Linked DNA regions of Homo sapiens: region 2 is linked to region 1. The links are chromatin loops, found by intact Hi-C in ENCODE. Cell type or tissue: heart left ventricle. All regions are shown on one strand.

The links. Peaks named below come from ENCODE experiments on the same cell type or tissue, not always from the same donor. Only the 100,000 strongest peaks of a DNase experiment are listed, where the experiment ranks them.
Region 2: it touches region 1 in a loop (2.1-fold over the local background); 20 of 110 quality-filtered maps call a loop at or near these places.

What each region holds. Positions count from the first base shown.
Region 1 is chr1:228,071,274-228,076,273 of GRCh38, reverse strand. LINC02809 (long intergenic non-protein coding RNA 2809) reads left to right here. Exons shown (of 1, transcript NR_158166.1): 1 at 1-2,365. Among named protein-coding and RNA genes, the nearest start is that of LINC02809, 2.8 kb to the left of the region's middle. RefSeq lists enhancers at 378-878, 879-1,379. In heart left ventricle, a CTCF peak has its summit at 2,236; a DNase peak (open chromatin) is centred at 743; H3K27me3 peaks cover 695 bases.
Region 2 is chr1:227,747,563-227,752,562 of GRCh38, reverse strand. It overlaps SNAP47 (synaptosome associated protein 47), which reads right to left. Exons shown (of 5, transcript NM_053052.4): 2 at 4,330-4,871. The coding sequence starts at 4,826. Among named protein-coding and RNA genes, the nearest start is that of SNAP47, 15 kb to the right of the region's middle. RefSeq lists an enhancer at 2,058-2,559. In heart left ventricle, no CTCF peak of the experiment used is centred here; DNase peaks (open chromatin) are centred at 962, 1,982 and 2,382; H3K27ac peaks cover 4,689 bases.

The DNA of each region.
Region 1 (5,000 bases):
CAGTGCCTGGGTTTACCTCGAAGGTATTGTAGTGGGGTAGGTTGGGCACCCCCCTTCACATCCAGCTGGAGCCTTGGAGCAGGACCTCCTGTAGAACCAGGGTCTTGGCAGACATCCTCAATGAGTGACGTCGAGACCAGGCCATCCTGGATTAGGGTGGGCCCTGGACCCGTAACAGGTGATCGTCTAAGAGAAAGAGGAGGGGGATCTGAGATGCACAGATCGGGAACCAGCCATGAAGACAGGCCAGAGACTGGAGTGTGTGGCCATGCGCCTGAGGCACCTGAGCCACCAGGAGCTGGAGGAGGCTGTGCAGGGTCCTCCCCAGAACCTTTGGAGGGAGCATGCCCGGGACACCTCAATGTGGGGCTTCTGGCTGCAGAGTTGCGAGGAAATACCTCCCTTGCTGTTGTGAACCACCCAGGTTGTGGTAACTTGCTGTGGCCACCCTGTGATGCCAGTATACCTCCTTCCCTCATGTCTGGTGCCAAGGCCGGGAGAGTCAAATACCTGGGGCTAAAAGCATTGGGGTTCCTCAGATGATCCTCTTTGCACCCCTGCATAGGGTGTCTGCCCACACGGCCTCAGGGTCATGAGTTTTCTGCAGGCAGCCACCTGACCTGTCCAGCCGGACATGTGTCTCCCCCATGGGTCAGTTTGGGCAGCAGGTTGGGTCCCGTGTAAGGCTCAGGGCTGCTGGGCTCTGATGTCACCTGTTGCCACGGTGACTCTGGTTGCTAGGATCAGACTACTCCCTTCCTGGGCACACTGTATCCCGAATCCCCAGAAGAACCAAGGGGATCCCCCAGCACAAGGCTCGTTGGGGAGGGAGTCCTTGGCGCTCAGATTTGAGAGAGAGAGTCGGGGCTGGCCAGGGGGCGTGGCTTGGGCAGAGGAGAGTGCTCATGGTGACCCTGGAGGAGACCCTCCCTTCCCTCGTTCATTGCTCCCAAGGCCAGGTGTCTCTAAAGGAAGCCAGTTGTGGAGAATGTTGGTCCTGCAGTGGCGATTAATGCAAAGATGCCCTGAACAAAGCAGGACACACGTGCCTGCCTGCTACCCCTGCCCAGCTGCTGTTCTTGGACGCATGTGCTCTTCTGGTGGGACCCGTGAATACGTGGCTCACGGTCCTGGGGCACACCCCATTGTGTGAGGCTGGGGGTCTTGTGGGGAGCCAGGCCCCTGGTGTGGGTCCCTGCTCAGAAGCCCCACGCAGCCCCTGTTCTGCTGAGTGCGGCTGAAAGCCCCCCATACCCACAGCCCTCTGTCCTCAAATTTTTCTCATTTTAAAAATTGTGGTAAAATACCCATAACATAGGACTTACCATTTTAACCTTTTAAAAATAATTTAAATTTTTTAAGAGACAGGGTCTTGCTCTGTCACCCAGGCTGGAGTACAGTGGCGTGATTTTGGCTCATTACAGCCTCCGCCTCCTGGGCTCAAGCAATTCTCCCACCTCAGCCTCTTGAGTACCTGGGATGGTAGGCACGCACCACCATGCCAGCTAATTAATATATTTTTTCTTGTACTGACTGGGTCTCAGTATGTTGCCCAGGCTGATCTCAAATTCCTGGCCTCAAGCGATCCTCCCACCTCAGCCTCCTGAGTAGCTGGGATTATAGGCGAGAGCCACTGCATCCAGTGACTTTTTTTTGTTTGTTTCTCTAATAGCTGCCATCCTGATGGGGTGAGCTGGTGTCTCATGGTGGTTTTGATTTGCCTGTCCTGAAGGACTCGTGACTTTGAGCGTCTTTCCATGTGCTTGCTGCTGTTTATAGATCTTCTCCGGAGACATGTCTGTCTTCCCTCTCATTCTTGCATGCGGGCGTCCACAGGCTGACCCCTCAGCTGCTCAGCCAGGCCCCTGCTCCTGTCCACAGAGCCCACCCTCCAGGTGCACTCCCTGCCTGCCTCCTGCAGGTTCCTTTCCTGGGCATGGTGGCCCAGCCCTCTCTGTCCCTCACCTCACCTGCTTTCTTCATGGCATGTGCACATCTGACATGGTTACTAGTTGTGTGATTTCTGTCTGCCTTTGCAGTGGACACACCACAGACGCTCAGCCAATGCTTGAACCAGCAGGTGGGTGGGACTATGCCAGGACGGGATGGTGGCTCAGAGAGGGGCTGCCTGGTCTGGGGCCTGACAGGCGGGAGGAGGAGAGGCCTGTAGCACCCATTGGAGGTGTGTGGTCGCCCAGCACAAGAACAAGGGAGGAGGCAGTCAGGCGGGGGCGCTCCTGCCCAGGCCACGGAGCTTTAATTAAAACCCGCCCGGAGCATGACCCCACTCTGCCATGCATTCTTCACTTAATTGGGGCCCTTCAGGAGGGGCCGGCTGAGGTTAATTAAAAAGCCCAGCTGAAGACATTGTTGTCTTCCTAGCATCTGCTGCCAGCATCCGCCTGCCTGTGCCCAAGGCCTGGGCTACCGGGGTGGGCAGAACCATGCCCCAGGGGCCTCCAGCCCCCATGCCTGTCACTGCAGCCTGCAGCCAGCCTGGGCGGGGGACCGTGCTCATTGTTGGGTCCTTCAGTGAGTGCCCCCTCTGGCCTTAATGAAAAGGAGACTCTCCTGGATACCCTGAACTGATGGGCCCCAATGCCCCACCATGGGAGGGCAAGGCTGGCTGTGGGACACCAGAGCACCCCGGCCTGCCCCGGCCTACTTGTTTCAGCTCCTAACTCCTACCCTGGGGGTCTGGGTGCTGCCCACGGCTCCCAGGCGACTGCGCGGTGACCCTGCCCTCTCCAGCTCCTCTGCCCATCACCTGCAGGCCCAGCTACACACCTACACCCGGGAGACCCCTTTCTCAGGAGGCAGGGAGTAGCCAGGGCTGCCGTGGAAGGTTCTGGGTGCCACAGGAACATGCAGAGGGTGGGTGGCCCCGTGAGGGAGGCTGGCACGAAGGGCAGGGGAGGGCTGTCACACTGCCCTCTCAGCGTATGCCCGGGGGCTTGGCCGCAGTGAGGGAGACAGTGGTTGGAGGAGAAGGGGGAGAAAGAAGAACTCAAGCAGTCAGCGAGTGCCAGGCCCCCTTCTGCCCCAATGGGAGGAGATGATAGACGAGGAGGTGACAGAGTGTCACCGTGGCCCACAGGACAGCCACCCGCCCAGAGCCTGGGCACCCATCCGGGTCTCCCAGCGCTGTGGTCCAGGCCCGGAGGCCCCCACAGAGCCAAAGTAGGCAGGTGGTGGGAGGAGGTCCTGTGCACCTGGCACACAGGGGTGCTTGTGATCCAGGAGAGAGATGAACCCTTGGCAACAGCTGGGAAAGATCTAAACAACTGATGCACTGGTGCAATGGACTTGCAGGTGCAGACAGCAGCCATGCTGGGGGCTAGTCAAGGGGCCCCATTTGCTGACTAGGCACATGGCTTGGAGCCTGGGAGCCAGGCATCACACCAGGCTGGTGGTGTGGAAGCCCGAGGAAGCCCCTTGTGCTACACGGCAGGCCACGATGTCCAAGGGGCCGGGGTGGGATTCATGCCATAAAGGTGGAGGCTGCTTATCAGTCCCAGGCAGCAGAAGAGGGGACAGAGGCAGACGCCAGACCTCCTTCCTGACCCTGGACTGGCCTGCAAAGAAGCAATTCAGAGTGGGTGGTGGCCAGCTGCACACCTTTAGGCAGCACTGGGCCAGGATGGCCTGAGCAGAGCCACCTATGGTTAGGCACAGCCCAGGAAAGTGCCCACACTAACGGGGAACACACTGACCTCTGACCCTCCACCTGAGGCAGGCCAAGTGACACAGAAACAGGGAGGGTGACCAGGACTCTGTGTCTGCAGGGTCCCCACGTGATGCTCCAGACACAAAGCACACAAACCATCATGGACACTGAGCACGGTGCCTTGGCACCCCAACAGCACTGTGACCCCTGCACTATCCCCTACACTATCCCTCTACACTATGCCCCACACTATTCCCCTTCACTATCCACCTACACTATTCCCTTCCACTATCCCCACTACACTATCCCTCTACACTATCACCTACACTATTGTCCTACACTATCTACCTGCACTATGCCCCACACTATCCGCCTTCACTATCCACCTACACTCTCCCCCATACTATCCCTGTACAGTATCCCCCCTGCACTGTTCCCCTACACTATCCCCACTACACTATCCCTTTATACTATCACCTATACTATCGCTCTACACCATCCCCCCTACACTTTCCTCCCCTACACTATCCCTCTACAGCACCCCCTATACTATAGCCTGGGCAATATCACCCTACGCTATTGCCCTACACTATCTCCCCTACACTATGCCCCTATACTCTCCTGCCTACACTATCCCCCGTACTCTATCCTTCTACACTATCCCTCTACACTATCACCCCTGCAATGTCACCCTACACTCTCCCCCTAAACTGTCCCCCAATATTATCCACCTACACTATACCCCTACATTATACCCCTGCACTATCCCCCTACACTATCCCCTCAACACCATCCACCTACACTATCCCCCTGCACTATCCCCCCAAACTATCCTCCTACACTATTGCCCTACACTATCCCCCTACACTATTGCCCTACACTGTCCCCTACACTATCACCCCTGCAATATTACCCTACACTCTACCCCATACTATCCCCAAAACTATCCCTCCTACACTATCACCCCTACACTATCCCCCCTACATTATTCCCCTACACTACTCCCCTACACTATCCTCCCTACACTATTTCTCTCCACTATCCCCTACACTATCCTCCTGCACTATCCCCCTACACTATTACCCTACACTATCCCCCCTACAGCATCCCCTACATGATACCCTACACTATCGCCCTGGCAATATCACCCTACACTATTGCCCTACACTATCCCCCTACACTCTTCACCCTACATTATTCCCCTACACTACCCCCTACACTATCCCTCTATACCATCTCCCTACACTATTCCCCCTACACTATCACCCCTACACTATCCCTTACACTCTCCCCCTATACCATCCCGCTACACTATCCCCCCTATACTATCCCT
Region 2 (5,000 bases), 320 kb after region 1:
ATCCTGCCATTTCACCAAGATGGACAGACCTGGAGCACATTATGCTGAGTGAAAGGCACCAGATAGAGAGAAAAACCCTGCATGACGCATGTGGGACCTAAAGAAGCCAAACTCACAGAAACAGAGAGAAGGGCAGGTGTGGGGCGGGTGGGGAAGCGGGGAGAGAGTGGCCAAGGGCACCAGCTTCAGTTACGGGATGAATGAGCTCTGGGCAGTAATGACATGGTAGCTGCAGCTCTCCATACTAATAGTACACTTGAAATCTGCCAAGAACACAGATCTTAGGTGTTCTTAACATTCTCAAGGAAAAAAAGAAAAAGGGAACAAAATGACAGGCATGTGAGGTGAGAGATGTGTTCGTGCGTATGACTGTGGTGGTGACTTCACAGTGGGTACAAACACTGCATCACCAAGCCACATGCCTGAAATATACACAGGTTTTCTCAGCAATACCTCAATAAAGCTGCAAAAAATAATTATACTTAAAAACAAAGTCTTGGCCGGGCGCGGTGGTTCACGCCTGTAATCCCAGCACTTTGGGAGGCTGAGGCGGGTGGATCACGAGGTCAGGAGATTGAAACCATCCTGGTTAACACGGTGAAACCCCATCTCTACTAAAAAATACAAAAAAATTAGCCAGGCGCGGTAGCGGGCACCTGCAGTCCCAGCTACTTGGGAGGCTGAGGCAGGAGAATGGCAGGAACCCGGGAGGCGGAGTTTGCAGTGAGCAGAGATCGCGCCACTGCACTCCAGCCTGGGAGACAGAGCGAGACTCCGTCTCAAAAAAAAAAAAAAAAAAAAAAAAAAAAAAAAAAAAACCAAGTCTTTATGTAATTGGCCCCATTCCTTCGCATTGTTTTTCTGACCTGCTTTTCAAAATCCTGTGTCAGATTTGTCTTTTTCTTGTGTCTGTTCTGTTTCTTGCATGTCCTGGAGGCTGGGCGCCCTGCCTGTGGGCCTGGGGAAGGCACCAAGGCTGCCTGCACCTGAAGGGACCGGCGTGGGCAAAGGCCAGGTGGTCTCCGACACTGCGACCTGCAGTCCTGCCAGGCTGACGACCTCAATCCTCCTGCCTGGCGGGAAAGAACTCTGAGCACCAGCACTAAGAAGGAACTGGACATGAATACAGGCAGGCACAGGGCCTCACTCTGCTGTGCTCCTCAGCACACAAGAATGGGGGTGCTGAGGATCAGCTGAGAGTGCACCTGGCCGGCGGTGGGGCCTGCGGTGGCCAGGACAGGTAGTGGGACAGGTGGTGGGGCTGGCGCAGGGTGGCAGGCTACCTCTGGGAGACAGCTGCTGAGCAGGAGAGAGACGTGGCGGTGCAGGCCGACGCAGGTGAACATAGGACGGCCTGTCCCAGGAGAGTGGGCGACACAGGGCGGGCTCTTCTTCACCGCACAATCAAAGCCACAGTGTTCAGGGAGCACTAAAGGGGCCCAGGGGCTGGGTCAGATGCCGGCACTGTGGGTGGAACTCTTGTTTCTCTGGCTCGGCCAGTCTTTGGGTCACCCACTACATTTCCAGAAGAAGGGACAGGCCCATCGCTTGGTGCCCGGCTCATTTCCCAGCAGGAGTCCATAGCAAACATGGGGGCTCTGGGTCCATGCCATGGATAATCGTGTGCCTTGGCAGCCTCCTCCCAATCTCCCTCTACACAGTCTCTGGGTGCACCCAACGCTGGCACTGATGCCATGTGGCCACACAGAAACTCGGCTGGGCACAGAAAAAGATGCTCCTTCTCCATGGCATTTGTTTTTTCTGTGACTGGGAGGAGGATGACACCCCAGGAAGCAGGGAAAGCCACATTGTGCACCCACAGCCTCCCCTCCAGGACCGCAGCACCCTCGCCTATGGCCAGGGCTCAGTCCTCTGCGAATATCCCCAGGCCTCCCCCTGCAGACACTGTCAGGGTCCAGCCCAGGGACACCCCTCAGCAGCGAGCCAGGGCAGGGAGAAGCCAGGACGGAGGCACCATGGGGAGGGCTCCAGAACCCCACAGGCGGGAGGGCAGAGGGCCAGTCCCAGCTTGCCAGGGCATGTGCCTCCCAGGAGGCTGTGATGGTCACATTAGTGTCCACATAGCAGGGCCACAAGGCCCAGTCGTCAAGCACTACTCTGCACGTGTCTGTGATGGTGTGTGTCCATGAGATTAAATAGAAATTGGCGGACTCCCAGGAAAGCAGCTCGGCCTGTAATGTGGGCAGGCCCCGTGCAACCTGCTGAAGGCCTTAAAAGAACAAGAACTGATCCGAGAAACAGAGTCATGGCCTTCGGCCTGCAACTGTCCGTGGGGCTCCAGCTGCTGGCCCCCTGCAGACTCTGACTAGGGCAAAACACACACCTGCCATCTACACAGAAGAGCTGGGATTGTCGGGGGCTCTGTCATCTTCCGGCTCCGGCCTTGTGCCAGCAAAGCTCTGACTGAAAGGATCTCCTCTTAGTCAAGTACAAGATGTGACCTCAGTCCAACTAACCTGCATGCAATACTGATGCACCAATATGACCCCAGCTTAGGGCTGAGGGACAGTGGCCAATGCCAAGGCGGGATTCCAGGGACACAGAGGTTCTGCCCACTGCAGCTGTGGGTGCTAGGAGGAAGTTCTCACTTTCCTCCGAACAATCACAAAACGAGAAACAACACGCTTCAAAATGACTTTTCAAGAAATAATAAAAGTAATTGAAAGCATGTAAAAACCTGAGCTATGTGTACTGAAACACACACACACAGATGACACACACAAATACACACAGACACAAACAGAAACACACAGACACACATACACATACAGACGACACACAGACACACACAGACACACACACAGGCTCTCAAGGACGTGTCCTTAAAAAAGGGGTAGAGAGCAATAGAGAAGGACGGCAAACTCAACACACACTTCTCCAAAGACAAAGGAAACAGACAAATATAGTGGCAGCCTGACACTGAAAAGCGGGCAGACTGGCAAATCCAGGAAGGTGGATAGTATGCCAGCAGCGGCATGCTGAGAGACCATGCAATTAGGGTGCCAGAGCCCTATGGGGTGATGAGGAGGGAGTACCAGCACCCTCCCAGCAGAGGTAGGAAGAACCAGCAACACGCAGGCACAAGTCCATGTGGCACTGCACTGGGAGATCCTCGGCTCCCAGATGGACCCACCCAAGTGGGCACCCCCGGATCCCAGAAGAGGGACTGGATGGAACCTGAGGGCAGAGGGAGTAAACTTTCTACCTGAGCCAGAAAGCAGCCCCCCAAGACTCACGCTCCAGACAGGACCCCAGGACGAGGAACTGAGGGTCCCAGTAAACAGCCCATGGGTGATACCTCAGCCCCACACACACCATCTTAGGAAAAACGACCGCGACAAAAAAGGCAATAAACAAGCACCTTGAAAACCCAGAAACCATAAGCAAAACAAGGCTATTAATAATATCCAAACACAGAAGATGCTCGGGCCATGACGCAAGACCCGAAGGTTTTTCCAGGAAACTGGAGGAACACAAAAGAGTTCTAAGAAATTACAAGTACAAATGATAAATGGTAGGAAGATAAAAACCAGAAACACACACTAGAATAGCAACACTAAAAGAAAGCCAAATACGAAAGGAGTACCCAAACAGAAGATAGCAGGACTCAGAAAGCAAAAATCGGACTTGGAAAAAGAAAAGCATTCTTAAACAAACTGAAGAAATTTTCTGGACATACACTAGGATTTTCATACTAAGAAACATAACAGAAGAACATAGCTCATGAACAAATGGCCAATGCTGACAGGAGACACCTCACTCACAGAGACTGTCACCAAGACAGACCTCACTCCACCCTCTGTGACCTCAGAGGCCAGGGCCCATCCCCATTACCACATAGGAGCCACAGATGCTGACAGGAGACACCTCACTAACAGAGGCCGTCATCAAGACAGACCTCACTCCATCCTCTGTGACCTCAGAGGCCAGGGCCTGTCCCCATCACCACATAGGAGCCAGAAACAGAGGAATGTGTACAGGAGGTCACAGCACAGTCTCTGCTTGCTGGGTGTGGACTCAGCATGGTGCAGTGGACGGCAGTGGTGCCAGGCACCCAGTGAGCCAGCACTCACTCAGATCTCACGGTGTGTTTCCAGCAGAGTGTACCGTGTATTCACAGCCTCGCTTTCCGAGTGCTGGATCTTAATGTGCGTACCCACTAAGCATGTACAGCAGGTGCACAGCCAGGATCTCAGAATGCTGGATGTGTGCAAATATGGTGCAGTGGCCTGGAACAGTGCCTGTGAGCCTCCACACATGTGCATCTTACTCTGTGTGTGCCTTGCAAAGTGTACACAGCAAGCCCACCTGTCCGCCACCTCCAGGTCTGACTCCATCTTGTCCAGGCCTCTCATGACGCTGTCCAGCTGCTGGCCCTGGTGGTGCAGGACCCTCGCCGTGTCCTCCAGGCGTTTCTGGGATCCAGCCATGAGTCCCGTCAGCTCCTCGCCCCGGGTCCTTGGGACAGATGCGTCTGCCACGGCTCCAGGCTGAGACAGCAGCAGCTCCCTCCAGAAATGCTCGATGATGCTGAAGACCACATTTCGACTTGGCCGCAGGGAGCTGAACCAGTGCTTGGCATGGCCCTTCTCCAGGATGGTGATGGAGCTGAAGATAAAATGTGAAGCCTCCTTCTTGATCTCAACTATGCTGGAGAGGGGGAAGCTGACCAGAATCTCTCCAGTGCTGTCAGTCATGAACCTGAGCGACAGCGATGTTAAGGACAGCTGTCCAGTAACCCATCGCCTCTTGGGCTCCAGGTAGTAGGTGCACGGCCAGGTGTGGATGCAGACATCCCTGCTCATCTGTTCCTGGGTCTGTGTGCGCCAAGGTCCAGGCCTCTTCTGCCTCTGAAGGAGAAGAGACAGTAACGTTCTGCCGTCACCCATGGACTGGAGACACAAGCAACCCCACAAGGATGCTGCCTCCCCTGCGGCTCTGGGCTCACACAGGCTGCAGCACGTGGCTGACTCTCGATC